2 separate regions of the Homo sapiens genome follow, and region 2 is linked to region 1. Evidence: read pairs that join two places in POLR2A ChIA-PET (ENCODE). Cell type or tissue: OCI-LY7. All regions are shown on one strand. Links, peaks and the distances in the headings refer to the core of each region. The heading gives the core; the rest is flanking DNA.

Region 1 (15,123 bases), core at 3,904-11,903:
TTTGGAGCCTTTGGCAGACCCCCATAGGTGAATCACAGCAGAGGCCTTTAAGATTTTGGAGCAAGGCCCTACTATCTTTTGCAGATAACTACTCTTCTTTTGAGAGACAGCTCCGGGCCTTGGTAGAAACTGAACATTGGACTATGGGTCAGCAATTTACCGTGTGACCTGAACTGCCTGTCATGAACTGGGTGCTTTCTGACCCATCCAGCCTAAAGTTGGGTGTGCACAGCAGCATTCCATCATCGAATGAAAGTGGTATATATGTGATTGGGCTTGAGCAGGTCCTGAAGGCACAAGTAAATTACATGAGGAAGTGACTCAAATGCCCATGGTTCCCACCCGTCACCCTGCCTTCTCTCTCCCAGCCTGTACCGATGGCCTCATGGGGGGTTCCCTATTACCAGTTGACATCTTGGTGTGTCACCTGAGCCTCATTTTCCTCAGTTGTTAAAAAGGATAGCTGTACCTTCTGTGCCTCCCCTCACCTTACTGTGAGGATGGAATGATATGATGTATGTGGAAGCACCTTATTGGTTGTAAAATGCCGTTGGAAACTGTGGTAATGGCAGTGGTTGTATTGTCATTATCATTGTCTTAGTATCTTAGTATAAAAGCAGTTATGATTTTACTCTTAATGCACTGAACTTTATTTCTACCCTGTATTCTATACGCAAGACTTCCTTAAAAACGTCTATTAGTGTTTAAGTGCTTATACATTTTTGAAGATTGGATTGAAACAAAAAATCGTTATTCTAAGTCTTCTAAAATATTTTTCAACTAAAATTAAATTAATTCTTTTTTTTTTTTTTTTTTTTGAGGTGGAGTTTCACTGTTGTTGCCCAGGCTGGAGTGCAGTGGCGTGATCTGGGCTCACTGCAACCTCCGCCCCCTGAGTTCAAGCGATTCTCCTGTCTCAGCCTCCCAAGTAGCTGGGATTACAGGCGCCTGCCACCACCCCCAGCTAACTTTTTTGTATTTTTAGTAGAGATGGGGTTTCACCATGTTGGCCAGGCTGATATCGAACTCTTGACCTCAGGTCATCCGTCCGCCTCGGCCTCCCAAAGTGCTGGGATTACAGGCGTGAGCCACTGCACCCAGCTAAATTAATTCTTAAGTTCAGAATGCTACTGGTTCATTTCTTTAAAACTTAGATTTTTTAACAATTAAAACTGAAAATATCAATGAAGATTGTTAATGACTGCTTTTAATTTAGCCAATTCAGATAGGCCACCAGGCAGGGGATGTGGAAACTACTGTGGCTTCCCCAAAACACCAAAAATGGATTTCATCTGTTTAGGTTTCACAGACATATTTTCAGAGTCGAAGGAGGGCCTTGATATTCACTCGTCAATGATACTGCGCTTCCTGCACCGCAATCGGCTCTCCAGCGCGGTGATGCCCTACCCGATGCTGGAGCACTGCAATAACATGTGCACCATGCGGTCTTCCGTCCTGAAGGAGTCTCTGGATCAGCTGGTACAAAAGGAAAAGGGTATGTGTGTGTGGGGGTTCTCCTGAAAATACTCTGATCATTTCTTCTAACTGTTGTGTTGGTAAAATGAGCCAATTCTTTTCCCTGCCTTCATTTCTGAAAATACAGAGTCATGAGTTTGTAACGTAAGAATGTGATCTTTCTCCTCATTCCCTTTCTTCTTAACACAGCTGGTTTCTCATCATTCAATTCTCTGCTCAGATGTGACTTTGAGGGATGCCTTTCCGCTTTATCTAATTAACACCTCCCCTACCCCACCTTCTGGTCAGGGTCACCTTTGCAGGTTTAATGGTGGAAATCGCGCTTATTGTTATCTGAAGTTGTAGCATTATTGATTCACTTGTGTGTTGTCTGTCTTGTCTGCTTCCTCATTCCTGCACTGTGCCTGTTGCATGGTAGGTATTCAATGAGTATTTGCTGGATAAATGAAGGAAGCCACCACAGACTCACTTGGAGATGGCAACAGAAGTTCATGATGTGTATAAATAGGTCTGTGGAACATAACAGAGCCCAGGCATAGACGCCGATATACATGTGAGAACATAGTACCAGATAAAGTCAGTGTTATAAATCAGGATGGAAAGGTGAACTTCCAACAGATGGAGTTAGGGCACCTAGTTAGCCATTTGAAGAAAAAATAAAACTTAGATGTTTTTTTGGAGACTGAGTTTCGTTCTTGTTGCCCAGGCTGAAGTGCAATGGCGTGATCTCTGCAGCCTCCACCTCCTGGGTTCGAGCGATTCTCCTACCTCAGCCTCCTGAGTAGCTGGGATTACAGGCATGTGCCACCACGCCCGGCTAATTTCTGTATTTTTAGTAGAGACAGGTTTCACCGTGTTGGTCAGACTGGTCTTAAACTCCTGACCTCAGATGATCCACCCACCTTGGCTTCCCAAATTGCTGGGATTACAGGTGTGAGCCACCACCCAGCTGAAACTAGATTCTTAATACATTCCATTCACTAAAATAAATTTCAGATGATCAAAAAGTTCAACTAAAAATAAAATGCTAAAAATATTGGAAGAAAATAGTTCCACCTTGTAAAATACGGAACAGCCTTTCTAAGCAAGGCATGAAACCCAGAATCTATGAAAGAAAAGATTAATAAATTAGTCTGTATGAAAATTAACCTTGCTCACAGCAAAAAAAAATATAAGCAGAGTCAAAAACAAGTGACATTGTGGGTACAAAAATAAATTTTATAACATATTACAGATACAATTGACTAAATTTTTTAGTAACTCTGCCCTTGGGCAATTATTTAACTCTGTGTTCCTTAGTTTATTTATTTTATTTTATTTATTTATTTGCGACGGAGTCTTACTCTGTCTCCCAGGCTGGTGTGCAGTGGTGTGATCCCGGCTCACCGAAACCTTCACCTCCCAGGTTTAAGCAATTCTTGTGCTTTAGCCTCCTGAGTAACTGGGATTACAGGCACGTGCCACCGTGCCTGGCTGGTTTTTGTATTTTTAGTAGAGATGGGGTTTCACCATGTTGGCCAGGCTGGTCTCGACCTCCTGACCTCAAGTGATCCGCCTGCCTTGGCCTCCTAAAGTGCTGGGATTACAGGTGTGAGCCACTGAGTCTGGCCAGTTTCTTAATTTTTAAAATGAATTAATACATAAGGAAAGTATAAAAAGCACATGGCCAGGCACGGTGGTTGATGCCTATAATCCCAGTACTTTGGGAGGCCAAAGTGGGAAGATCGCTTGAAGCCAGGAGTTTGACACCAGCCTGGGCAACACAGGGATGACCCCATCTCTCCAAAAAATTTTTAAAAAAATTAGCCAGGCGTGGTGGTGCACACCTGTAGTCCCGGCTACTTGGGAGAATGAGGCAGGAGGATCACTTGAGCCTAGGAGATCGAGGCTGCGGTGAGCTGTGATCACACCACTGCACTCCAGCCTGGGAACAGAGTGAGACCCTCTCAAAAAAATCTCAACAAAAAAAAGCACGTGGGTTATAGTAAACACTCAAGTAAATGTTAGCTATTCTATGTATGTTTATATATACATTTGATCATGTATAGAAAATGTATGAATTAACTCAGAAGAACATGGAAGAGGGCAGGACCAGACTGTACTCAGAAGCCAGCAGCTTAAAAAGTGTCACTCATTATTTAAAAAATGTAAATTCAAACCGTAATTTACCATTTTCTTCTCGGCATGGTTTTGCAAATATATCAGTGATTAAAGAATTGCACTGATAGAGACGATGGGGTAATCCTTGGCCACTGGGTTCTTTGGAAGGTGACATATGATCTTCACGTCAGGTAATATGCCAATGACGTAACAGTTTGAGGGAGGCATATTTGACACATGTGCGTGAAAACCCACTCATGACACTGATGAACTACAAAAGGATCTGGAAGGAGATTTTAAGGAAGATTTGTGTTTCTAGGGCCAGAGTACCAAGCGTATTTCTGTTAGATATTTTAAATGACTCTTTTTTTTCCCTTTGTGAAAGGGATGTCATATAATCAACTCTGGTTTCCCCTACAGAAAGCCCTGGAGATCTAACTAGAAGTCCAGAGATGGATAAACTCAAGTCAGTAGCAAAGTGCTATGCTTATATAGAAACATCCTCCAACTCGGCAGACATTGACAAGATGACAAATGGAGAAACCTCATCCTACTGGCAGTCAGATGGCAGTGCCTGTTCACACTGGATTCGGTGGGTGGTATATAATACTTTTTTGTTTTTTAAAATTTTGGATTGTTTTCTTCTTAACTGCCTACTCTTTGTATTTTAAGTGGCTATGAAGATGCTTTAAGAATCAAGTAAAATGAATCATGTAAAATCATGTAACCTGGCTTATATATTCCTAACAGATAATTTCCCTGATATTTTAAAGGAGGAAATAACATTTGATTAATTTTAGATTAGTACTGATTTCATATCTTTTTTCACTAGTTTCTCAGGAAAATTAATACCACAAAGAATAAGTACTTACATGTGACTGTATTTTGAAATATCCTTTCTCTACTTTTTTTTTTCTTTTTAAGACAGGATCTTATTTTTGTCTCCCAGGCTGGAGTGCAGTGGTGCAGCCATAGCTCACTGTAACCTCAGACTCCTGGGTTCAAGCAGTCCTCCTGCCTCAGTCTCAGTCGCTGGGATTTAGGCAGGCACCACCATACCTGGCTAATTTCTTTATACTTTTTTGTAGAAATGGGGCCTCACTACGTTGCCCAGGCTTGTCTCAAACTCCTAGCCTTAATCCTCCTATCTTGGCCTCCCAAAGTGTTGGGTTTATAGGTGTGAGCCACTGCACCCGGTCCCTTTCTATACTTCTTTTTTTTTTTTTGAGATGGAGCCTTGCTCTGACGCCCAGGCTGGAGTGCAGTGGCATGATCTCTGTTCACTGCAACCTCCATCTCCAAGGCTCAAGCGATTCTCCTGCCTCAGCCTCCTGGGTGGCTGGGATTAAAGCTGCCCACCACCACACTCAGCTAATTTTTGTATTTTTAGTAGAGACAGGGTTTCACCATGTTGGCAGGCTGGTCTCAAGCTCCCAACTTCTCAAAGTGCTGGGATTACAGGCGTGAGCCACCGTGCCTGGCCTCTTTCTATATACATTTTTGAAATTCACTGTATGTAACTGAGTTGGTCACTTTAGAAGAAGAAATAGTGTGGTCAAGAATCCTGGAGTGGAGCTAATGATAATAAACAGTGGTATTTCTGGAAGCTCTGAAGCTGCTATTGAAATTTTCACCTCTCCCCTCAGAAAACAGGCTAATTCCAATTGGTAGAATTAAGTGCCAGAAATAATTATATTGTTTTCTCTTAGAGGACACATTTGACCTTTAGACATCTAATTTATAGATGAGAGAGTATACTCAGTTTTTTTGTATGCAGTTTAAAATTAGCTTTTTTGCCAGGTAAAGGGATTTTGTTAGAATGTTCATACTGTTCGTTCTTTCTGTACAAATAGCTTAAAAGGAATCGTAAGATTAATCTTGAACTGAAAGGTCTTTAAAAAATGTGGGAAGGTCAAGGTCAGAAGGACTTTGAAACTCATAGCCAGCATTTCAAGTTAGTTGCTGTTAGGAAAACCAGTCTTTGGATATATCAAATGTAAGCTCTTTGAGGTGGGACTTCTGGATCCTGTCAGTTCTTGACTCCTATAAACATTTGTAATTTCTGCTTTTTGTGTTTTCCAGTTTAAAAATGAAGCCAGATGTTGTGCTTAGGCACCTGTCCATTGCAGTGGCTGCCACTGACCAGAGCTACATGCCACAGCAGGTGACAGTAGCTGTAGGGAGGAATGCCAGCGATCTTCAGGAAGTCCGAGATGTGCACATCCCCAGCAATGTCACTGGCTATGTGACGCTGCTGGAAAATGCCAACGTCAGTCAGCTCTGTAAGTCCAACAGAACTGAGGGGATAGGGAAAAGCAAGGGAGTAGTATTTTTTACTTTGAAGTGAAGAGGCTGTTAGTTTTTGAGATTCGGTTTGCTTCTTAGGACGTACACAAAAGTGTTCATTATTTCATTCATTAAGTGTTGTAGAAATTATAGAAAAGCGTCGGGGCATGCTGGCTCACGCCTGTAATCCCAGCACTTTGGGAGGCCAAGGCAGGTGAATCACTTGAGATCAGGAGTTCGAAAACAGCCTGGCCAACATGGTGAAACCCTGTCTCTACTAAAAATACAAAAATTATCCAGGCGTGGGGGTGGGTACCTGTAATCCCAGCCACTTGGGGGGCTAAGGCAGAAGAATCACTTGAACCCAGGAAGCTATGGCTGCAGTGAGCTGAGATCACACCACTGCACTCCAGCCTGGGTGACAGAGCAAGACTCCATCTCAAACCAAAAAAAAGAAGGAAATTATAGAAGAACAGTGAAATCATTTTTTTCATTAAAAACAAAACAAAACATATATATATATATATATATATATATATATATATATATATATATATATATATATATATATTTAGACAGGATCTCTTTTTGTCACCCAGGCTGGAGTGCAGTGGTACAGTCATAGCTCACTGTAACCTCAGACTCCTGGGTTCAAGCAGTCTTCCTGCCTCAGTCTCAGTAGCTGGAATGTAGACATGCACCGCGATGCCTGGCTAATTTCTTTACACTTTTTTGTAGAAATGGGGCCTCACTGTGTTGCCCAGGTTGATCTCAAACTCCTGGCCTTTATGCTCCTACCTTGGCCTCCCAAAACGTTGGGATTATAAATATATATATATATATAAACATATATATAAAATATGTTTTTATATATGTTTATACATATTTATATATTGTGTATGCTTATATGTGTAATATATATGTTTTTTCTATATATTTTTTTTTTGAGACAGAGCCTCGCATTGTCGCCTGGGCTGGAGTGCAGTGGTGCAGTCTCAGCTCACTGCAACCTCCACCTCCGGGGTTCACGCAATTCTCCTGCCTTAGTCTCCCGAGTAGCTGCGATTACAGGCGCACACCACCATACCCACCTAATTTTCTGTATTTTTAGTAGAGACGGGGTTTCACTATGTTGGACAGACTGGTCTCGAACTACTGACCTCATGATCCGCCCGCCTCGGCCTTCCACAGTGCTGGGATTACAGGCATGAGTCACTGCACTGGCCCATTAAAAATAATTTTATTCACATTTTCATATTGGAAAATTAGAAAAATATAAACAAAAATACTCAAATCCTACTACCCAGGGATTGTTACTATGATTGCCTTGATGTGGATCCTTGCAGACCTTTCCGTGTGTGTGTGTATTTGTGTGTGTAAGTGTGTGTATGGTTTACATACACACACATATATGCACACATATCTACACACCTTTTTTCCTAAAAAATAGAGCTGTATGTATCTGTTCACATAAATCTATACATATCTTTTTACAAAAATGTTGATATTCTTTGCATGTTCTTTTGTAATTTTTTAGAGTGTGTTATATTCACGAATATCCTTATTTAGTGTTGTAAAAATATGCCGTAATTGGCTGGGTGCAGTGGCTCACACCTCCAATCCCAGCACTTTGGGAGGCTGAGGCATGCAGGTCACTTGAGGTCAGGAGTTCTAGACCAGCCTGGCCAACATGGTGAAACTCCGTCTCTACCAAATACAAAAATTAGCCGGGCGTGGTGGCGCATGCCTGTAATCCCAGCTACTTGGGAGGCTGAGGCAGGAGAATCACTTGAACCCAGGAGGCGGAGGTTGCAGTGAGCTGAGATTGTGCCACTGCACTCCTCCAGCCTGGGTGAACAGAGCAAGACTCCATCTCAAAAAAAAAAAAAAAAAAAGCCGTAATTTTAACCCACCCCTCATTCTTGGACATTTAGATTGTTTCCAATTTTATACCATTATAACCTTGCTTTAAACATAGCATTTTGGAAATAATCACAATTCTGTGATTGCTTTCTGGGCTTATTTCGTTCAGGGAGCCGGAATGCTTCATGTTTTATCTCATTTCTTCTAATGCTTTCCTGGGCCAAAAGAAGTGTTCTTTGCTCAAAGGAACTGAGGCCTAGGGAGGTAGAGTCTTTGTGTCTCACCCCTAGCAAATAAGTAGTTAGGCCTGTGGGTTAGAAGCTTCCTGTCTTATATTGTGATCTTTTCTCTAAGTTGTGTCCTTTTTAAATTCTTACCTTCTCTCCTCTGACCCAAATAAGAAATTGTGACATCTCTTAAAAGTGAGTCATGTCTGTGTCATCTGTTTGGATTTGATTATTAAAAATAAATTCTCACAATTGCTTGTAAGCCAGCCACTGTTCTATAACTTAATCCAAATTTCAGAATCCTAGGAAGAATTCTAGAAATGTTCTTACCATGTATTCAGACAGGCTTGTTTTAAAATGTTCTTTGTGTAGTTTTTTCAAGACTCCTAAGTTCCTAAGAAGTTTTGTTGTAAAGACTTAAATCACCCTTAATTTTACATATTATTCTTATGATTTCTTAGATTTGTCAAAGCTTTTTGACAAATTTATTATATACTAGTTCCATTGCACATGCTATTTATTTCTGTCATCAAAGTGTACCTTCAGAATTTTCTTTTCAAAATGTCTATTACTATTTTGCTTTTAGTTGGGAGCCCAGCATTTGCCTAAAGAAGTTAATCCAATACTGAATTTTTTGTTTGTGCTCGACAGATGTCCAGATTAACATAAAGCGTTGTCTTAGCGATGGCTGCGACACTAGAATTCATGGTCTCAGGGCTGTTGGCTTTCAGAGAGTTAAGAAGTCTGGGGTCTCAGTCTCAGATGCTTCTGCAATATGGTATTGGTCTCTGCTGACATCTCTGGTGACGGCTTCTATGGAGACAAATCCCGCCTTTGTCCAGACAGTGCTGCACAATACTCAGTAAGTCATTCTCTCTATGTTCCAGCCCCCTCAACATGCCCTCATTCTCCCATCATCCTTTAGGGCGTATCACTGAGCAGCCTTCCATCATTGATCGTTGTGGCTCAGTCAGCTCGGCCTCAGGTGCCCTAGTGTTTCCTGTTCGTGCCACTCAGCTCCACAGTGTATCTCTCTTTGATTGACGTTCTGACTTTACAGACTGAAAAAGTGCCCATTCCACCTTCCTGCTCCTCGTCACACAGTTCCTACAGTGTTCTTCATCAGCTCACTAAGTGGACCAGTCTTGTGAGGAGGTCACTTATGCTGTGCCTGTTCCTTGTCCATTGGGAAGTAATTGCTCATGTTTCTATAGGATTTGATGTTGGATAAAGCCCTTTCAGATGCAGTCTATTATTTTACCTACTGACACTGAAGTGTACCTGTGAAAATCACCCCATTTTATAGACGCAGATGTTGTGACCTTTCCTGAAGTCACAAGACCAGGCTGCAGTAATGGATCAGTTGAGGGCTCTTTCCACGAATGAGTGAAATCTTTTCAGGGTACTAAATTAATTTCTTTTGAAATGTAGAGTACTTTTGAAAAAAAATCATTAGGGCAAAAAGACCAAATAGTAACATATAAGACAAATACAACCAGCTATAGCAGCACTGAAATATTAGTATTGTGCAGATTCAGTAACTGATAATAGGTACCTATAGTGTAGGCGGTGAGAGTATCAGCCAAAAAGAGATTGCTAATATTTTGTTCTCTAGACATCTTTTGAGATTTGTTAGCACTATTGAGTAAAACTGTTAGCAAATAACACTGCTGCTCTGAAGGTTAATAGTTGGCCATACCTTGTTCTTTCTTCCTGTTGTAGCATGTATTCTCACTAAATTATTTCATACTTAGAGAAGCACTGCAAGTTTACATTTAACAAATAATTTTTATTTCTTCCTCAGTCATTAGAGAGTAATTTGCCTGCCTGTGCCCCATCGTTCCTGCTGCTTTAGTGTGTATTTCCTGTAAACAAGAACATTTACTGACAACCATTGAAATCAGGAAATCCACATTGGTGTACATTGCTATGTTGCCACCATCTCATCCTCAGACTCCCTGCAAGTTTTGCACGTTGCCCCAGTCACGCCCCTTACAGCAAAAGGATCCAGCGAAACACTCTGCATTTCTTTGTCCTTTCTCTTTAGTTTCCTTCATTCTGAAACAATTCCTCAGTATTTCCTTGACTTTCCTCAGTATTTCCTTGACCCTGATACTTTTGAAAATTACAGGTCAGTTATTTTGAAGAGTGTCCTTCAATTCTGGTTTATTTGATGTTTTATTGTGATCAGATTGAGGTTTTGTTATCTGTCTCTAGCAGGAATATCATAGAAGTGATGCTTTGTTCTCATTGCATCCCATTGGGTTGCACACAACTTCAGATAGTCCTCATTCTAATGCAGTCTTGTTAACTTTGATCACTTGATTAAAGTGGTTTTTGCCAGACTTTTCCATTGTAAAATAAATATTTTTCACTTCATAATTAATAAATACGTTGAAGGCGGTACTTTGAGACTATGTAAATATCGTATTCCTCATCAAAACTTTATGTTAGTGGATTCCTCTTTTATGCACTAGATTATAGTCAGCCACAGTTTTGATGCTTATGTTATCCTGGAGTTGGCTGGTGGCAACCCCTGCAGTCTGGCTTGTGTGTCCTTTTGACATGTCTCATTATTCTCGGAATGCTTCCATATGTTCTGACACAAGATATTCCAGGCTTATCTTGAATGTTCCCTGCATTAGTCCTGGAATCAGCCATTTTTCTGAATCAGGGGCTCTTTAGGTGGAGATCCACCCACCTCGGTCTCCCAAAGTGCAGAGATTACAGGCATGAGCCACCATGCCCAGCCTATTTCTTTATTTGTGACTGCCTTCTCTGATACTAAGAAACTTGCTTCCCATGATCCTTAATACATTTTTTGTACTTACTCAGTTCGCCTCTATGTAACCAGTGTCCCATTGCCCCTGCCCTTGCATGGACACCCTCCCTATCCCATTCCTGCTCCAGCATCTTTTGCAGAGCTGCTGCTGTGGCCATCCTTGCACAGATGCCCTTCTTATCTTCCTCGAGTTCCTATACCCTGTGCCAGGCCACCCTTCTTGCCTCACTTGGTGCCTGCATTCCATATCAGGCCGTACCTTTGTGAAGACACCTTTCTCACCCTGCTCAGGCTCTAAAACCTCACTGTAGGCCACCATGACGACTCCCCCTTACTCCCCAGACACATACAAATGTCTGCACTGCACAGTCCCATCTTGTGGACTGGATTTTCAGGAAAAGGAAGAGGTTTCTATATTTTTTTTGAAGATGTGGCAAGTGGTTGAAGAATGGACAGATTTTAAAGTCTGTGTCCCTGCTCAGTTTTACTAGTTCATCTGCAATGATATTTTCATGCACTCCTGCCTTTTTAAGATTAGTGATCTAAATCTATTTTAAAATTAAAGATTTATTGAAAAAATATCAATGAGGAAAAATAGGTAAGGAAAAGAATATTTTGGGACAGAAGTGTTGCCTGTATCAGTGGAAATAAATTCAGTAAATGATCGCATGCTACTTGTGTGCATTAAACCTCACTGATCAGCTGCATCTGTGTGTAGCTGCCATGTTTGTGCAACCCCAAAATGGCTCATTGTGTAGACAGGAACAGAACTAGGGCAGAGTGCGAGCTGACAGTGTTTGCTTTGCTTTATTGTCTCTATTTTGAAATGTAGAAATGAAATTGTTTCAGGGATTTTCATTACCATTATCATTAAGCGACTATCAGTTGTAGAATTTTGAGTTACTTTTGATACATTCACAGAATACCTTGAAATTTTTCATGGTACATTCAGTCACCTAGCACAGTTGCTGGCACACAGTAGGGCTCAGAAGTCATTTGTTGCGTAAATTTTTGATGACTGCTAATCTAGAGTAGGTAAAGCTATTGGGGGATTCAGAAAGATAAATGTAAGCAAAGACAAGAAAAGGGAAACACTAAAACAGACATTAAGGTGGAAAGGCCAAGAAACATGGCAGGAATGGAGACGGTGATGTGCTAATCTGTTTAAGAGAACATAACATTCATGGCACATCTTTAGATACCATAGATCTTCAGATCCTAGCTATAAAATTTTCTTTTGTTTTTTTTTTTTCCCTGTTGCTGCTGAACAAATTATAAAATAAATTTTCTACTGAGCCTCAAGCTGCTCTGCCTCTTGGGTCAGTTTTTCTAGTACTACTTAACATGAAAGCTGGATTCTAGAGAGTTGAATAAGTTTTATTCAACAGAGGGAGGCAGAACTCCTAAAAGAAAGAAAGAAACAAACAAACACAAAACCCTATTAAACTACTTAGCACTGTGACTCCTGGGCAAAAAGGGATAGTTTAGGCTGGGCACGGTGGCTTACACCTGTAATCATAGCACTGTGGGAGGACGAGGTAGGTGGATCACGAGGTCAGGAGTTCAAGCCCAGCCTGGCCAAGATGGTGAAACCCTGTCTCTACTAAAAATACAAATTAGTCAAGCGTGGTGGCGGGCTCCTGTAATCCTAGCTACTCAGGAAGCTGAGGCAGGAGAATCGCTTGAACCTGGGAGGTGGAGGTTGCAGTGAGCCGAGATCGCACCACTGCACTCTAGCCTGGGTGATAGAGCGAGACTCCGTCTCAAAAAAAAAGAAGGGCCAGTTTATATTGTGTGCCAGCTTCTCTGTGGGAACACTGTCTGTTTATAAGGGATTAGTCAAAACAAGCTTCTAACAGTTTATTTTTTGTCTAAATTCGGTCTGGTTTTGTTCTGATTACATTTTACATTTTCCTCTTCTAGGAAGGCGCTGCGGCACATGCCTCCACTCTCTCTCTCACCAGGATCTACAGATTTCTCAACTTTCCTCTCCCCTAATGTGCTGGAAGAAGTGGACAGTTTCCTCATAAGGATAACTAGGTAAAATCAAGGCTGATGAGGGTAAACTCTGTGAGGAATGGAGTGCACGTATGCTTGTTAAGTCTTTAAAAAATATATATTAATCTTTTAACGATCACCACTAAAAATGGTTGCTTTTTAGCAGCTAAAGAGAAAGTGACATAATAGTTCACTCATCTAAAGTCCACTATTTAGCAGTATCACCTGACCTGAAGAATTGGGAAGGTTGGTGAGGGGTGTTGCAGGGCCCAAGGGGAGTAGTCCTGTGATTCTGATAGAACAGATGTCTCAAAGTCCAACTGGCATAGCCTTCCCTCACTCAGAACCTGCTGACCTTCACATGCAGGTCCAGGGAGCCTGATTACCTACAGAACTGGGAAAGGGCACCTGGATAGCTTGATAGCAGTGACCACTTTGTGTAGGGACACTCACTTCTGCCTCAGTGAGCCCTGAGGACATTATTGCATTAGAGGTCAAACCAGTCCCTGAGCCATCTAGACAGTTTTTAACGTTTCAGTATAATGTGTTTAAATTAAAAGCAAAGAAGTGTAATTCAGTGTGATACATTTTTAGTGCTTCAAGCATAAACCCTCAACTCTCTGGTCAAGCCAGCTCATTACCCAAGGCTTCTTAATAGCAGAGGCTTATTACAGTAGCGTATTGGTATTATTTAATATTTAAAGATTAAAGATTATAGAAGTGAGGCTTTCATTCCCTGGCTCTCTGGATTGATTTAATTTTTCCTTAGGTTACCTTAAGGATTTTGAAAAATATTTCGGATAAACCTGTAGAAAGCATATGGCAGGTTAATGTTACTTGTGTTGATCACTTACATGGGGTTTGAGCTACCTGGATTTTTTCATGTTTTTAAGAAGTGAAAAGTTTTTGCTCTTTGCTTATAGCTGCTGTTCTACCCCAGAGGTAGAACTGACTCTTCTGGCTTTTGCTCTCGCAAGAGGAAGTGTTGCCAAAGTCATGAGCTCTCTATGCACCATCACTGACCATCTGGACACGCAGTATGATGCCTCATCCCTCATCTTGTCCATGGCGTCAGTCAGACAGAACCTGCTCCTCAAATATGGTAAATATGGTAAAACATGGGGGTGATAGAAATGTCAACAGTGGACAAATCGTAAAACCATTCTTCGCCATATGACCTCCTGGTATCTTCTCATCTTTTTGGGTTGTTATAGTTACACCATGATTCCTGGATGAACGTATCCTCTGAGTATCAGACCTTACTAGGATTGGCAGGGAGAAGGGGGATTTAGGTTCATTTATGTGATGGCAGTATCACCAGAAGAGGACACTTGATTGTCCACAAGGCTATACTCCCATGATCTGCTTGCAAAATTACTCAGGTCTGGTGGCCATTTGAACACAGCCATCTTTGGTGAAGTACTGAAGTGTCTCATTGTGTAGGCCAAGAGGGTTGGAGTAGTTCTTACCTGTTGGAGGGAGGAAACTAGCCAAGATACGGTGCAAAGGGATCTTTGTCTTAGAATGCATTCCTCTGCATTCCCGTGATAGCTGCTCTGAAGGATTTGGACACCTGTCTGCCACTGCTTTCCCCCCTTGGGCCTAGCAGTAATTCATATGAGCACTTTTCTACCAAACCAGGATGGGGCCTTATAATCCTTCTCAACATGGGAGCCCATAAAGTCACTCCCAAAAGACTGCAGTGCAGCACTTCTACTTGTGAGTGCAGCCTTCCTGGACTCCACAATATGTGGTGTTGGGTCTCATCCTGTTGGCAGTATTCCAGTGACATTTCTACCCTTTTATTTATTTTGAGAGAGAGTGTCTTGCTGTGTTGCACAGATTGGAGTGCAGTGGCATGATCACGGCTCACTGCAGCCTTGACCTCCCAGGCTCAAGTGATCCTCCTGTGTCACTCTCCCGAGTACCTGGGACCACAGGTGCATGCCAGCATACCTGGTTAATTTTTAAAAATTTTTTGTAGAGATTGGGTCTCACTATGTTGCCCAAGCTGGTCTTGAACTCCTAGGCTGAAGCAGTCCTCCCACCTTGGCCTCTTAAAATCCTGGGACTGCAGGCGTGAGCCACCACACCTGGCTTCTGCCGTGAGGTTTCTACCTTCGTCTTAGTGTGACTGACTTAATGGCTTCTTTTTATGTTTATTTTTATTTTTATTTATTTATTTTTTGAGACAGAGTCCTGCTCTGTCATCCAGGTTGGAGTGCACTGGCATAATCTGAGCCCACTGCAGCGTCCACCTCCCAGGTTCAGGTGATCCTCTTGCCTCAGCCTCCTGAGTAGCTGGGACTATAGGCATGGGTCACCACACCTGGCTAGTTAAAAATTTTTTTTTTTTTAGAAATGAGCTCTCCCCATGTTGACCAGGCTGGT
Region 2 (15,123 bases), core at 2,456-10,455, 370 kb before region 1:
CTGGCCCCAAAGAGGCAGGAGGTGGGAGTCTGGGTTGGCTGCAGAGGAGATATTGGTCTCTGTCACTTGCCGCGTCCACCAGCCCCAGAGCTCCCACTCTGCCCCAAACCACTTTAGACAATAGCTTCCTATAAACTCCCAGCTGGGCACCTCGTGTGGCTCAGCCTTGGGAAGTACCGCCTTGCCCTGCCCAGCAACCCAAATATCAGAATGCACTTGAGTCATAAGAAACTACCCTGGATTATAGGATTAAAGCCCCAGCTCCTGGACCTACATCTGACGCCCCTCTGATCCCAGATGGCCTCTCTCACCTCCTCTCCCCGCTCAATGACACACGCACCCTCCTCTCTGGCCATACCACACCCCTCCATGACTCACTGCAAATCTTCTGCCCCACTCTCCCCCTCTTTGTGGGTCCATCCCCTGCATCTAGAATTCCCTTTGCCCCCCACCTTGTTACCAACTCCAAAGCCACTTCCTTGAAGGCTTCTGGGGCACGGAAGCCCTTACTCTGCCCATAGGTGTGCCACACTTGCCTGTCCTGCTGTGGGCTGCGAGGTCCAAGGGCAGGGCTGGAGTCTGATTCACTGCTGGACACCCTGATGGGCACCCGCCGATACCAATGCATGTTTGTAGAGTTGGCATGAACGAGGTTCTTGCTCTTCCTCTACTGGACTCTGGGTGGGGAGGTGGCAGCTGGTGTTCTTTTTTTTTTTTTTTTTTAAGACAAAGTCTCACTGTGTCACTCAGGTTGGAGTGCAGTGGTGCCATCTCCCTTCACGACGAACTCCACCCCCCATCCCCAGGATCAAGCGATCCTCCCACCTCAGCCTCCCAGAGCTGGGACCACAGATGCGTGCCACCACGCCCAGGTATGTTTTGGTATTTTTGGTAGAGACGGGGTTTCACCATGTTGCCCAGGCTGGTCTTGAACTCCTGACCTCAAGCAATACATCAGCCTCTGCCTCCCAAAGTGTTGGGATTACAGGCGTGAGCCGCTGTGCCCAGCTGAGTGTTCTGACCCTTGGGCGGCCCTCACTCATTTTCCGGGAGCCTCGCCTTGCAGGGGTCCTCCCTGGGGCTGTTGGGAGGAAGGTTCAGACCCTGGAGCTGGGCTTCTGTGGGTCTAGACCCAGCCTGTGCTAATCACATGAGGCCCAGGCTAGAAAGCCATGTCAACACACCTCTCAAACACAGCCAGGGAGTCAGGGAGCCACCTAGGTCACACAGCCAGTGAATGTTGAGAGGGACCGTGGCATCCTGGCTCCTGCCCAGTTGCTGCCTCCTTCTCAGGAAAAACAAAATATCCTCACAGATCTTTTACCTTGTAACTTGAAGGGCTGCCTGTTGCATAAGCTCCAAGCATTGAGTCACGGTCAAGGGCCTGGCTAGCCTGCAGGGAGGGCTGGCTGTGGTGCGGCCCTGCTCCTGGGGCTTGTTGCAGCCAACAGGGAGGGCTGGGGGGCACCCCACAGAAGGCAGGGACAGAGCAGCAAGCATCAGGGGCTGCGCAGGAGTCTCGGTCGTTGCTCTGCCTGCAGCTGCTGGGAGACAGGCACAGCCTGGCACAGCGAAGGTGGCCATCGGTGAGTGAGCAAGTGATCGCCTGGCTGGGCACCAGGGGAGGCGGAAAGAACATGAGAACAAGCCTCCCCACTGCTGCCCGCCTGGAAGCTGTCGATCTCCCACAGGGCCCGCTGAGCCCAGCTGCTCTGAACCCAGTGGCAAGCGTGGGCCCCGCAGAGCCAGCCCTCCCCATACGCTGTGCTGGGGTCAGAGCGTGGACCCAGGGAAGACCGGGGCTACAGAACTGGGCAGGCCAGGAGGATCCCTGCACGGCCACTCAAGTCCTCAGCAGGGTTCTGGGGCCGCTGCGCCCGTGTCTGTATAGGCGTGGGTTCCTCTGCGTGGTTCCCTGGAACTTGGAGCCACATCCCCACCCCAGCACCCAAGTGGAAACTCATCTCCAAGAGCAAGATTCAGCCCCCACGTTTTGTTCAAAGGGTGGAGTTGGCTGGGCACGGTGGCTCATGCCTATAATCTCAGCACTTCGGAAGGCCGAGGCTGGCGGATCACCTAAGGTCAGGAGGTCAAGACCAGCCTGGCCAACATGGTGAAACCCTGTCTCTACTAAAAATACAAAAATTAGTTGGGCGTGGTGGCACATGCCTGTAATCCCAGCTACTTAGGAGGCTGAGGCAGAAGAATCTCTTGAACCTGGGAGGCGGAGGTTGCAATGAGCCGAGATTGCGCCACTGCACTCCAGCCTGGACAAGAGCTAAACTCCATCTCAAAAACAAAACAAAACAAAGAGTGGAATCACGTAGAGGGTGTCCTGTGCCTGTGACTTTGCAGAATGGAGAAGCTGGGTCAGAGTGGGAGGTCCAGGCTGCGGACCCCTAGAGACCCATGCTGAGCCAGCCCCCCAGCTTCCCCACTTCAGGACAGCCCTGCATCCTTGGCCTGGACTGCCCATCCCGTCCTCACCCACTTCCCCTCCAGCAGAGGCACGAGAGGCTATAAATAACACGGCTGTCTACAGGCCCAAAATCCATGGGCTTTGTACTGGCCTCTCTTTATTCAGGGCCCAGCAGCAGCCAGGCTGGAGACCCCAGGCTGGGGCAGCCTTGAGCGGGATGCAGGCACAGGCCCAGGCCTCCCACGCAGAGTGCTGACAGCTCCATTCCCAGCCCAGCCACAGGGTCCTGCCAGCTCTCCAGCCGGGAATTCAAAAGTGGCAGATGTGCCTCAGCCGGAGTCCCCGAGGACAGCCAAAGAGGAACCGAGGCACTGCTGCTGTGGGGACCAACGGGAGGCTTGCAGGCAGGACGAGTGTAGGCAGGGACCTCAGGGCTCCTCTGTAGAGGCGCCAGCGCCCGAAAGTAGGCCTTGTCTCTCCAGGTCGTTGCTGTCCACATCATTGCTGTCTGGGGTCCCTGCAGGAGGAAAGATGCTCAGCCTGCCCGAAGGTTGCAGAAGGTGCTTTGGGACCAGGCCTGGGCCTGGGCACGGGCTGTCAGGAAATCCTCTCTGTCCCAAATGCAGAATACATTCCAGATCCAACCCCTTGTCATCACCTTCAATGCCACTGGCGTGGTCTAGGCACCACTCTCCCCTGGAAGGGGAGTCGGCTATGCCTCTCGGCCTCAACACTGACCCTCCTACAGTCTGTTCTCAACACAGCAGCCAGGGAGATGCTTTGGCAACATCAATCAGACCACCTCGGTGCTCCTCTCCTGGAAGCCCCACAGCAGCTCCCGTCTCACTCTGAGCAAAAGCCACTGTCTTTACAAGGACTGCCTGCTCTGGCCCCGTATCCCTCACCCCTACCACTGTCCCTCTTGCTTCTGCTGCAGCCACACTGGCCTCCTTGCTGATCCTCAAACATATCAGGTGCATTCCCATGGCAGGGCCTTTGCATTGATTGTCCCCACTGCCGGAAGCGTCTTTCCCCAGGTCGCTGAACGGCTCACTCCCTCGTTTCCTCCAGATCTTTGCTCTAGTTTCGCCTGTGCAGTGGGGATCCTTGCAGCCTGCACCTACCTGTCCCTTTTTTTTTTTTTTTTTTTTTTTTGAGACAGTCTTGCTGTCGCCCAGGCTGGAGTGCAGTGGCGAGATCTCAGCTCACTATAGCCTCCGCCTCCCGGGTTCAAGTGATTCTCCTGCCTCAGCCTCCTGAGTAGCTGGGACTACAGGTGTGTGCCACCGCACCTGGCTAATTTTTATATTTTTAGTAGAGACAGGGCTTCACCATGTTGCCCAGGCTGGTCTTGAACTCCTAACCTTGTAATCCGCCCGCCTTGGCCTCCCCAAGTACTGGGATTACAGGTGTGAGCCACCGCGCCCGGCCCCTTTCTCCTTCCTTTCCTGCTTTATACCTCTCCATAGCACTCGTCACCCTGAACATGCTATATCTTTAACCTTTTCTGTTTCTGGTCTGTCTTCACCAACTACAGTGTCAGTTTCTACAGGGGCCTGGACTTGGCCTCATTCTTTCACTCCCCAGCATCTGCAACCTTCCCTGGTACATAGCAGGGGTGTACTAAGCATTTCTGGATGAATGAACAAACAAACTGGCCAGGGATTCAGGGGGTGGCCAGTGCTGTCTGTCCCTAGGGTGCCGGCCCTGAGCCGGGCCTGGTGCAATGGGTAGGGTACCTGTGACAGGCTGCCAGGCCCGGGTCTCGTCTCTCTCCAGGTACAGCGCAGTCAGCAGGAAGCAGCCGCCCCCCAGGGCGATGACAAAGGCGCAGCACAGGAAGCTCTGCTGCAGGCTGCGGAAGCGCTGCAGATAGGAGTCAGGGCGCCTGGCCCGCAGGACACTAGAGATCTGCGGAGGAGAAGGGATGAGTCTGCCAGGCCCACCAGCCTGGCCCCCAGACCCTCCCCACCCCACACACGCAGACACGTCTTACAAGTCCTGTGAGATAGGGGCTGCCAGCGTCTCCCAGGATGTGGCCCACCGTGATCTGAAGTGCCTCTGCCGTCCCCCGGCATCTGGGCACCACCACAGACTGCAAAACATAGGCACAGCAGGGGGGCACCCCAAGTGAGGGCACCCTTGCCTGCTGTTCCCCACCTGCCAAGGACCTGCCTGGAGGAGTGACAGGCCATTCAGGTGAGTGGGATGGGAGGGAGTCGACGGTCCCCAAGGTCTAAAGTCCCACCCCAGAACATCAAGACATCAAGCCCATCTGAAGCTTCCCCAGTGCCCCAGGATGGGGGTGCCAAGGCCCCTGATCAGGGCCACCCCTCTTGAGAGTTTGCTCTTGAACTGGGAAGGAACCAGGCATGCATGTGACCACAGTGAATGAGGCTGGGGTGTCCCAGCTCAGGGGCCCAGGATGCAGCAGCACAAGCGGGCAGGGCGAAGAGCGGGTGCATGCCAGGTGTCTGCATGTGCAGGCAATTGGGCAGGGGTGGTACGGAGGGCTCAGTCCTCTCAGGAACCTCAAGGCCCCTGGGGCAGAGACCAAAGGCGGCCTTGCTGGAGAAGCCCGCACGACTCCACGGACAAGGCTGAGAACATAAAGAAGATGAACTCTGGGCCAGGCGCGGTGGCTCACGTCTGTAATCCCAGCACTTTGGGAGGCCAAGGCGGGTGGATCACCCGAGGTCAGGAGGTCAAGACCAGCCTGGCAACATGGTGAAACCCTGTCTCTACTAAAAATACAAAAACTAGCCGGCGTGGTGGCACATGCCTGTAATCCCAGCTACTCGGGAGGTTGAGGCAGGAGAATTGCTTGAACACGGGAGGCGGAGGTTGCAGTGAGCTGAGATCGTACCACTGCAATCCAACCTGGGCAACAAGAGCAAAATCCCATCTCAAAAAAAAAAAAAATAAAAAAAATAAAGAACTCTGGTGTCACACACTCAGGTTCCGATCCAGATCCCCACTCGCTAGCTGTGTGACTTTGAGCAAACTGTTTCACCTTTCTTCCCTCAGTCTCTCCATCCCCAAGTGGGGGTAATAATGGTACTGATCTTGAGAGTTTTATTCATTATCGTTATTCGTCTGCTACCTGGAGGCTTCGTGTGGACATCAGACCAAAATAACGCTCTGAGACAGGATGCTCCAGGCCCTTGAACTCAGCTGCGCCTTCTGCCTGGCGTGCCTTCCACTCTCTGGTCCAGCTGGAGCATCTATATTTGTCATTTAGGACTTACGTTTCGGTCATCTCCTCTGTGAAGCCCTCTCAGAGTTCAGGTACCTGCCCTGAGCTCCCGCAACTCCTATGCACACCCCTAATTAACGCATGTCTCCCAGAACTGGGAGGGGCCCTTTCTCTGTCCACCACCCCTTATTCCCTATGTTGTGTGGGCAACAAAGACCCTTAATTTCTCTTGGGGTCCCTGCAAGACACCAGGCACAGAGGGGACTAGCTGAAAGTTTGCCAACCAAATAACTCAAGTAGGTCCATCTGGGAGACTATTCCCAGGAGAAAGTCTGCCAGAACCCAGGGCTACAGCAGGGGATGGAAGGAGGGAGGGGGAGGGGACTCAAGCAGAGACCACATGGTCACATGAACCCAACTGGACAGCCACAGGGGCGCTTACACCCTGGAGCCGTATCCCCAAGACCTAGGTGTCCATGATCTGAGGCCTTGAGTTAATCAATATTAGCTGGGCACAGTGGCTCACACCTGTAATCCCAGCACTTTGGGAGACTGAGGCAGGTGGATCACTTGAGGTCAGGAGTTCAAGACCAGCCTGGCCAACATGGCGAAATCCCATCTCTACTAAAAATACAAAAATTAGCTGGGTGTGGTGGCGCGTGCCTATAATCCCAGCTACTCAGGAGGCTGAGGCAGGAGAATCGCTTGAACCCGGGAGGTGGAGGTTCTAGTGAGCCGAGGTGGCACCACTATACTCCAGCCTGAGTGAAAGAGCAAGATCCTGTCTCAAAAAATAATAATAAAATAATAATAATTGCCAACATTTATTGAATGCTTGCTGTATACATTTTATATATCAACTTGAACAACCCATGAGAGGGAGATGATGATCACCTGCATTTTTACAGATGAGGAAAACCTCCACAGGGAGGGCAAGTGACTTGCCCAACATCACCCAGCCTGAAATAACAGGGCTGAGAGAGGATTGCAGGCCTTCTCCCTCTAGGATCTGGCCTTTTGACCACTCTGCTGTGATGGGCAAGGAGGAGCCGGTGTTTCTAGCAATATTTATGCATTTGTAATAGAACATTCAGAAATCTGAGAAAGATGAGGAGGACAAGTTCATCACTAGCCCTGTAAACGGATGGCAGAGTAACTGGCAAAGAGACGGGGAAAGGCATTCCAGGCAGGGGACAGTGTAAGCGACGGTGTGGAGGGAGGATCCCAGGGACACGATCTCTGGATTCCAGAATCCCAGGGGACAGATGCAGGGGGTTTGGTGGTGGGCAGGGCAGAGTGGCAGGAGGCACTGTAGTGACTCGCTGGTCCCAGGGTCACTGGGACTGAGCCACCATGTACAGGTGGCAAGAGAAACCGGGCCTCTTGCCATCACCAGGATCTGTCAACAGGCCTGAGAAGGAACTGACCAACAGCTTTGCACCTTCCCCAAGGACTTCCTTCTCACCCCATAATTATGTGATTACTCACTGGTGGCTCTGGGAAGGCAGGTGAGGCTTCCTGGAGGGAGGAACCTGAATGTTCAGAAAGGTCCACATGGAGGCTGGGGCTGCTGGGACCCCCACAGTTAGGTCCAGGTAGGCTGGCCCCTTCCTCCTCTCCCAGGAACCCCAACCTGCTGGGCCCAGCTCAGTCACTGCTGCCAGTGGCGAGAGAGGTGGGTCTCCCCCAGCCTGTTCCAAGTCCTCATTGTCTCCGTGCAGCCAGCAGCCAAGGCTGGGCCCACAGAAGCTGGAGAGCCCAGGGGGTAATTTCAGAAATAAGAGGCTTTGGGTTCCCAAAAATCCAGGCTCACTCTATTCTGAGACAAAAACACCTCTGTTTCTGGCTCTCCCTTCTTAGAAGGGCCGTTCCCTTTATAGCCGAGGGCGAAACCAGGGCCACCCAAGGGCTTGCAGCAAGTCGGAGCAGCAGCCACCAGGCAGCCTGCCTCCTGCACCCCCACCCAGGCCTCGCCCCCAGACGCCCCTGAGAGGGTGAGACAGGCCAGTGAGCAGACAGCTACCTGGGGGGCAGAGGCTGAGCAGGGAAGCATGGAGACCTGGGGCAGGGGGAGAACGCAGAGGTGACAACTCTCCGGGGAACTGTGGGGACGTCTGCTGAGGGGTGGGAGATGAGCCTGTGGCTGGATTCCAGGACCCCAGAGGACAGGGCTGAGAAAGAGGGAATGAGCTCCCCTTCTGCTCTAGCCCCCCAACTGGTTGGGATCCAGAGATCGTGCCCCTGGGATCCTCCCTCCACACCTTTGCTTACACTGTCCCCTGCCTGGAGGGGGATTGGGGTGAGCTGGCTCTGGGCCATCCTGAGTGGGGCGGGGACAGACAGCAGGGCTGGGAGGGAGCTGAAGACCTCATGACTAGGTTTCGGGAGGCAGGGAGCTCTGCCTGGGGAGATGCGGGTTCAGGGGACACGATCTCAGTCTCCAGGGAGCAGGGCCCCTCTATGGCCCAGCGGGGCCAAGGGGAGGCTGGCAGAGGTGGGTCTTGGCTGTGACTGAACCAAATCATTTTCATCAACAGAAACCCCCCGAGAGGCAGGGGCTGCCCGAGGTATGCAGAACGAGCTCCCCATTGGAGGCGTATGTCAACAAGGGGATGGCTAGAATTTGGCAAAGCATTTATGGACTGGGGAGCTTGCGGCGTGAGACCAGTGTTCTCAAAGCGTGCTCTACGGAATGCTACGGCAGGATCACTTGGGAAGTTCATCAGAAATGCAGGTCCCTGGACCCCAGCACGGACCCACTGAATCAGACTCAGAGGACACAGGGCCTGGAATCTGGGTTTGTCACAAGCTCCCTCAAATCTGACTCTCATGCACAATGACGTCTCCAAGCCACCGGACCGGAGAGCCCCTGAGGTCCCTTCTCCAGAGATAACCTGGATTCTCCCCATTGTGGAGATGGCATCAAAGAGAACAGTGTCCTGGACAGGCGCAGTGGCTCACACCTATAATCCCAGCATTCTGGGAGGCCAAGGGGGGCGGATCATGAGGTCAAGAGATCGAGACCATCCTGGCCAACATGGTGAACCCCGTCTCTACTAAAAATACAAAAATTAGCTGGGCGTGGTGGCGCATGCCTGTAGTCCCAGCTATTCAGGAGGCTGAGGCAGGAGAATCGCTTGAACCCAGGAGGCAGAGGTCGCAGTGAGCTGAGATCGCACCACTGCACTCCAGCCTGGCGACAGTGCGAGACTCCGTCTCAAAAGTAAAAAAAAAAAAAAAGAGAGAGAGAGAGCAGTGTCCCAAGGAAGGGATGATCTGGAAGTCAGTGGGGCCCACACGCCCACTCAGGAATCTGCAGGACGCAGGTGTGAGTTCATTCTATCCTTATAGCCTGGGGTGTCAATGGTGGTTGCCACCGCTCTACCTACTGGACAGGTGAGCAAACCAAGACCCAGAGAGGTTCAGTCACTTGGCCAGGGTCACACAGCTAGTGAGGAGCCAGGCTGGGAGTGGGAGCAGATGGGCTGCTGCAGAGTCCTCGAGCCTGGGCTCTGCTGCCCTCTGCCCTCTGACCTAACCCACAGGCTCCAACCACCCAGACACCTGCAGTTTCCACCCATTTTCCTATCAGCTCCTCGTGGCTTTCTTGGCCGCCCAAAGCTGTTCACGTGAACGTGCCCTGCCCTTAGCTTCCTGCTCCCTTGTTCTGTGGACCCTGTTCACACACACCCTAAGGCCTCCTCCCTCCCTGGGCCCCTGCTGAAAGAGAAGCCGATCTCCTGTCTCAGGAGCCAGTGCCGGCCGGCAAAGGGGACCTTCCTCTACTTCCTGCCACAGACCCTGTCCCCACACACTTCCTGCCCCTGCTCTGCTGGGAGGCCACTTCCTCCCCCAGTGCTGGATTCCACCCCCAGCTCACCCTCAAACATGGCCCCCTCTCTCCTCCTGCTTGCCCCTCTCTGCTCCCTGGAGGCTGTTCTGTCCTCCCCTCTTGAAAAGCAATGCCAGCTTCCTGGGATCTTCTGCCAACTCCAGCTACCATGCCCTTTGCTCCTGTCAGCTCAGCTCCTCAAGGGAATTGTCTACCCTCGGTGTCCTGCTTCCCCTCCCTCACCCTCCTCACCCTGCTCCAAGCTGGCATCTGCCCCTCCACTGCACAGAACGGCTCCCCCACCACCTGCCTTTACAGGGAGGAAGCAGCAACATGGAGGAACCGAACTATAGGGGCTACAAGGATTGCTCAGCTCTGATCCCCGAAGGCCAAAAGGCATCTTTGGCCACGGGGCTCCGGGCAGGTGGGAAGGCAGGGAAGGGGGCGGGAGGCTCTGGGATGGTGGTGCAAAGCATTGTGGCTGGAGGCCTCCAAGCCAAGGAAGGGCCACAGGGAGCCCTGAGGTGGGCTGGTTCCTGTCCAGCCGGCTCCCTGGGCAGCTCCCCAAATGGGTAAAACTGTGCAGCTGGCCAGCCCCTAACCCTCCTTCCACCCTTCCCCCACCCGCCCTCTCCAGCACACACTCTCCTCTTTAACCCCACAAAGAGCCTGGCTCTGCCAGGTTAATCATTCTTACAAATGCAGACGCTGGGGGACACGGGTGCAGCCTTCACATATCTGTGGGGCTGTCATGTGGAAGAGGGAGCTGCGCCGTGGGGGGCAGGCCAGGGAAGCTGTGGGGGCAGGTGCAGCTCTGTTTGGACCACCTCAGAGAGAACCAGCTATGCTGGGGGGATGTTAATCTCCCTGAGCCTAAAAGTGGACAATCCCATGAATAAAACATTTGCCAATGCCTTCCCCTTTCCTGAGCATTCCTGGAGGCCGCCTTGCTCACCCTACCGGGCAGGTGGTGATTACCCCTTTTATAGACAAGGAAACTGAGGCCCAGGGCCATGTAGCAGGTCTGCGGCTGACTCTGGGCTGGAGCCCAAGTCTCCTGTCTGGAGGGAGGGGCAGGGAAGACCTGCCAGTCCTGCAGCTGATCCACTCACCCAGGAGCCAAAGACAGGGCAGGCCTCTCCACACTCGCTGGGCCTGGGCCGTGGGGAGGGGTCAGGGGATCTGCCGGGGAGGGGCAGACATCTTGGCAGGGAGTGAGCACCCCATCCACAGTAGTATTCAAGCAGGGTTTGTTGACAGATTCAACGACTATACATGCCCATAACCCTTTCAAACCCAGATTCTAGGGCACCATGATTTCTTTGGGGGATAGAAAATGAGAAAATGGAAAATTCCGGATTGCTGTGAGAATCCTAGCCAGCATTCTCTGTGCCAGGCAGATGGATCTTCTCATTTCACCCTCACATCAATCCATAAGGCAGGTGCCATTATCATCCCCACTTTCCACATCCGGATACTGAGGCTCAGAGACACACAGTGACTTGCCTAAGGCCACACAGCCCATAAGTGGCAGGACCAGGGCTGACAGCCAGGTCTGTTTTCTGAATCCAGGCTGGTGCCGCGGCATTGAATGCCCTCAGGACAGCTCTCAGCTGACTGCCAGTCTGGTCCATTTCCCTTGTGGCCAGCACCAGACTGTGCCAGGCTGCCAGGAGGCAGAAGGAAGGCTCTCAGGGTGCTCACAGGCCCAGGGCCCTGCGTTATCTACAAAGGCACAGCCCTTCATGTGTTCAAAGTCCTTCCCTGTATGCCTCCCAGAAGGAGGCAAGGAGGCTGGACGAAGAGCATGGGGCTCAGGGAGGGGCCGTGTGGGACTCTGGACCAGCAGCCATGTGGTCAAGACAGTGTCAGGCCTCTTACAGGCAGGGCTGATCCTTGCATGGCAGCCTGTGACACACGAGCTGGTGTGGGCTGGCACAATGGGCCTCAGTGGCTACTGCCCTGAAGGATGGCATCCCGTCTGCACGCCCCAGAGTAGAGGCCAAGGAACCTGCTTGCTGAGAAGCAGTATGCTACAGAAAGAAGGAGGGAGGGGCCAGGCACGGTGGCTCACGCCTGTAATCCCAGCACTTTGGGAGGCCGAAGCGGGCAGATCACCTGAGGTCAGGGTTCAAGACCAGCCTCGCCAATATGGTGAAACCCTGTCTCTACTAAAAATACAAAATTAGCCGGGCATGGTGGCGGGTGCCTGTAGTCTCTGCTACTTGGGAGGCTGAGGCAGAAGAATCAGTTGAACCCAGGAGGCAGACGTTGCAGTGAGCCAAGATCAGGCCATTGCACTCCAGCCTGGGCAACAAGAGTGAAACTCTGTCTCAAAAAAGAAAAGAGGGAGGGAAGTAGCCCAGGGAGTCAAAATGCCTAGGTTCCGGTCCTGGCTCCCTGCGTTGGGGCTGTGTGACTTTGGAACAGGCACCTGCCTTCTCTGAACCTCCATTTGTTCATCTGCAAAATCGGGATGATGGTCAGAGATGTTTGAGAGTGTCAGAGAGGCCTCTGGTCCAAGATAACCGTGAATGGCTTTGGTCCCCTAATGTATGGTCTCTGATGTCGCCGCCAGTGCCCAGCTGCTCAGCAGCAGAGGCCCAATCCTCTCCAGCTCCCCCTGCTCAGCCCACCACCCCGACTCCCACACCTACCAGCAGGATGTCGGCAACCACTGCCCAGTTGCAGGACAGAAGCAGCTCCCCAAGGCCCAGGAACACCTGTGGACAGAGGGTGGCCTGGGTGAGGATTCCCAGATCCCAGTCACCAACCCCACCTGTTGCTTCCCACCTGTGGAGAGGAGAGACTGGGACGCTACAGAGAAAGGCATTATTGAGACTTATTGGAGTGAGCGAGGAAGGCCTAGAACTATTTTTCCAGTTCCAGCAGCCTTGACGGTAGGTAGACAGAGCCAGGACCCATAAGCGAGTGTCCAGCCCCTGGAGTCCCTCGCTGGGGCCCAGGAGGAAGCAGCTAGGCCTCCTCCCAGGCCACTTTTAAAGGTAAGAAAACAGACTTTAAGCCAGGCACGGTGGCTCAAGCCTGTAATTCCAGCACTTTGGGAGGCTGAGGTGGGCGGATCACTTGAGGTCAGGAGTTCAAGACCAGCCTGGCCAACATGGTAAAACCCCATCTCTACTAAAAATACAAAAATTAGCAGGGTGTGGTGGCTCACACCTGTAGTTCCAGCTACTCAGGAGGCTGAGGCAGGAGAATAGCTTGAACCCAAGAGGCAGAGGTTGCAGGGAGCCGAGATCACACCACTGCACTCCAGCCTGGGTGACAGAGTGAGACTCCGCCTCAAAAAAAAAAAAAAAAAAAGGAAAAGTGAAAAAAAAACAGACTTTAGAGGACAAAGAGTAAAAGACAACTCGGAGGCTGTCCACCCCTCCTCTGTTTTCCCCAAAAGTCCGTATACACTGATAAGGCACCTACCGTGTGCCAGCCAGCGTGCCCAGCCCCAGGCACCCCACCAAAGGACCCTCCGGGCCATCCCCTTCCCTTGGAGCAGCACAGGGAGGTGGGCGAGGCCTGGTACACCCATCATGCGGACAGTCAAACCGAGCCTGGTCGAGGACGGGGCTTGTCTGGGGTCACCAGCTGCCCCTGGGTAAAGCCTGCTTGGAATGTGAGGCTTCCGGCCCCTGCCCAGTGCCCACCCCCAGCCCTGCTCCCAGTGTCCTCTGGTTACAAGCCCAGAACACGCCCCCTGCCTTCACCTCGTGCCAAGGGATTAGGACAATCCTCATTCCCCTCACTCAAGAAGAGTTTAATGAAGCAGCAAGAAGAAAGAGAGAAAAAAAGAGTCTCATTTCTCAAAGCTTCCAAGAGCTTATTGCAGGGGTGGAATTAGTCATTCCTGGATCACGGGGCTGTCCCCAGGGTAGCCCAGGCTCAGGCACCCAGAGACCTGATGATCAGTGGCCAGGGAGCACCCAGGATGGAGGACCTGAAGGACTGCCACCCAAACACCTGCCACGCACCAGCCCTGTCCTCTCTTGTGACCCTGTCTAACCCCTCAGGTCAGGTGCCCTGTAAGGCAGACGTCATTACACCCATTTCACAGACAAACTCAGGCCAGAGGGCATGCATCAAGCCACGTCCTGGTGAGCGCCCCCCACCCCCCACGCCGTGATGGCCTGTGCATGGTGAGGTTGAAGAGGCCACGGGGGGAAGAGGGGAGTGGGGGTTCCCAGCATCCACAGTACCTGGTGAGGCTAGCACTGGGGAATCAGAGGACACCCCGAGATGGGCAGGGGGCCCCTGGACAGAGGTGGCGCCAGGGAGAGCCCTGAAGGACAGTCAGGATCAGGACGGGCCCAGGACAGCCACAAGACCACGCCAGCCGGGGACCCACGGGAGCGGAGGCAAGGAGCTGGGATGTGGCCACCATGCCGGGCGGGACAGGAACGCGGCCCAGCTCTGGTGGAGGGAGAGCAGAACCAGCCAAGGAGTCCCAGCAGCCATGCGCTCTCCTGGCCTAACCCAGCCCCTGGGACTGCAGTGCCTGGTCCCTGGCACCCAAACTGAGAGGCCCCTGAGGGCAGGTGGGTCTCCCTCAGGCCTAGGACATGGGGCCGGGCACCCACAGGGGCAGGAATCAGGAAGTCGCTGGCAGGCAGGTCTCAGGCGGGGCCCGGGCAGCTGCGGATCCACATTCCAGCCTAGCAGGGTCTGCCAGCTGCCTCCTGGGGCCACATGAAAGCCCAGCCCGACTCACACCCATCTCCCTCTGACTTCTTCCGGGCACCTGCACCTGGCCCTCCAGGCCTCTCCCCCCTTCACATTGCCAGCGTCTGCCTCTGTGACCTCTGTGCAGCCCAGGCACGCTGTCCCCCAACCAGCTCCCCGTTTTGCTCTCCCCGGCCACCCCACACCCATAGGACATGCTGAAATACACCCTTTCCTTCCTCCAGCTGGGACAGGGTGGATCCCGGCCCCAAAATAGAGCCCATCAGAGGGAGGCTGCAGCTACAATGGGGCCTTTCAGGCTGAAGAAGCCGCCCGACGATGCCAGGTCTCCTCAGACACACCTGGAGGCCGGCACCGCACCAACAAATCCTCGTCTCCACTTGGCAGCTTTGAGGGGCAAAGGGCTCAGCTGCGGAGAGGCCACCTTCTAATCCTGTAATTACAGTCTCCCGGGGCAGCGGCCACCAGGGCTGACTCAGCTCCAGGAGGGGCTCCACAGCCAAGGGGTGTGACCTCCTGGGGTGGACGGGCGCAGCCCCACCCTGCCTTGCTGAGCGGGCCTGGGGTGGTCCCCGCCTCTGGGCCTTGGTTTCCCCAACGGTACGACGCCAGGGTGCCCCAGATGCTCCACCAGGGCCCTTCAGCACCAGCAGCCCCTGCTTGTTAAGATGGTAACCCCGCTTTGCACTGGGGCTCCTCACAGGCCAGTGCATGCTGGGTCCTAGCGTTCAGTGGCTTCCATGAGCAGTTCAAACCCGGGCTCCACAACTCAAAAGCAAAGAAAACACACAAAAAGGGCCCTGGTTTGTAGAATTCAGCTGACTGTTCGAAGCTGCTCCTACAGGAGCATCTCAGCTCTGCAGTCCCAGGTCCTTCCTGGACGGCCACAGGCACCTCACACTGAACAGCTGCCTAAACTCATTCTCTCCCCTGTCCCCAAACATCTCTGTTCCTGCCCAGTGTGGCTGAGCCAGCCAGGAG

What was found. Peaks named below come from ENCODE experiments on the same cell type or tissue, not always from the same donor. Only the 100,000 strongest peaks of a DNase experiment are listed, where the experiment ranks them.
Region 2: POLR2A ChIA-PET joins it to region 1 with 11 read pairs; 2 of 35 experiments call an interaction of 5 or more read pairs at or near these places.

What each region holds. Positions count from the first base shown.
Region 1 is chr17:4,103,344-4,118,466 of GRCh38, reverse strand. ZZEF1 (zinc finger ZZ-type and EF-hand domain containing 1) reads left to right here. Exons shown (of 55, transcript NM_015113.4): 3 at 1,301-1,495; 4 at 3,997-4,168; 5 at 5,659-5,858; 6 at 8,604-8,814; 7 at 12,658-12,774; 8 at 13,656-13,834. It overlaps LOC124904128 (small nucleolar RNA U13), which reads right to left and starts at 3,859; the gene lies at 3,757-3,859. In OCI-LY7, for the core only: no CTCF peak of the experiment used is centred there; no DNase peak of the experiment used is centred there.
Region 2 is chr17:4,475,619-4,490,741 of GRCh38, reverse strand. It overlaps SPNS3 (SPNS lysolipid transporter 3, sphingosine-1-phosphate (putative)), which reads right to left. Exons shown (of 12, transcript NM_182538.5): 9 at 12,105-12,170; 10 at 4,416-4,514; 11 at 4,159-4,330; 12 at 2,538-2,936. The coding sequence ends at 2,848. It overlaps LOC124903899 (a long non-coding RNA gene), which reads left to right and starts at 4,290. Exons shown (of 2, transcript XR_007065583.1): 1 at 4,290-4,618; 2 at 8,153-10,362. It overlaps SPNS2-AS1 (SPNS2 antisense RNA 1), which reads left to right. Exons shown (of 3, transcript XR_001752763.2): 3 at 751-869. RefSeq lists enhancers at 81-581, 1-1,091, 4,220-4,299, 9,014-9,769, 13,392-14,260. In OCI-LY7, for the core only: no CTCF peak of the experiment used is centred there; a DNase peak (open chromatin) is centred at 9,411; H3K4me3 peaks cover 849 bases; H3K27ac peaks cover 746 bases.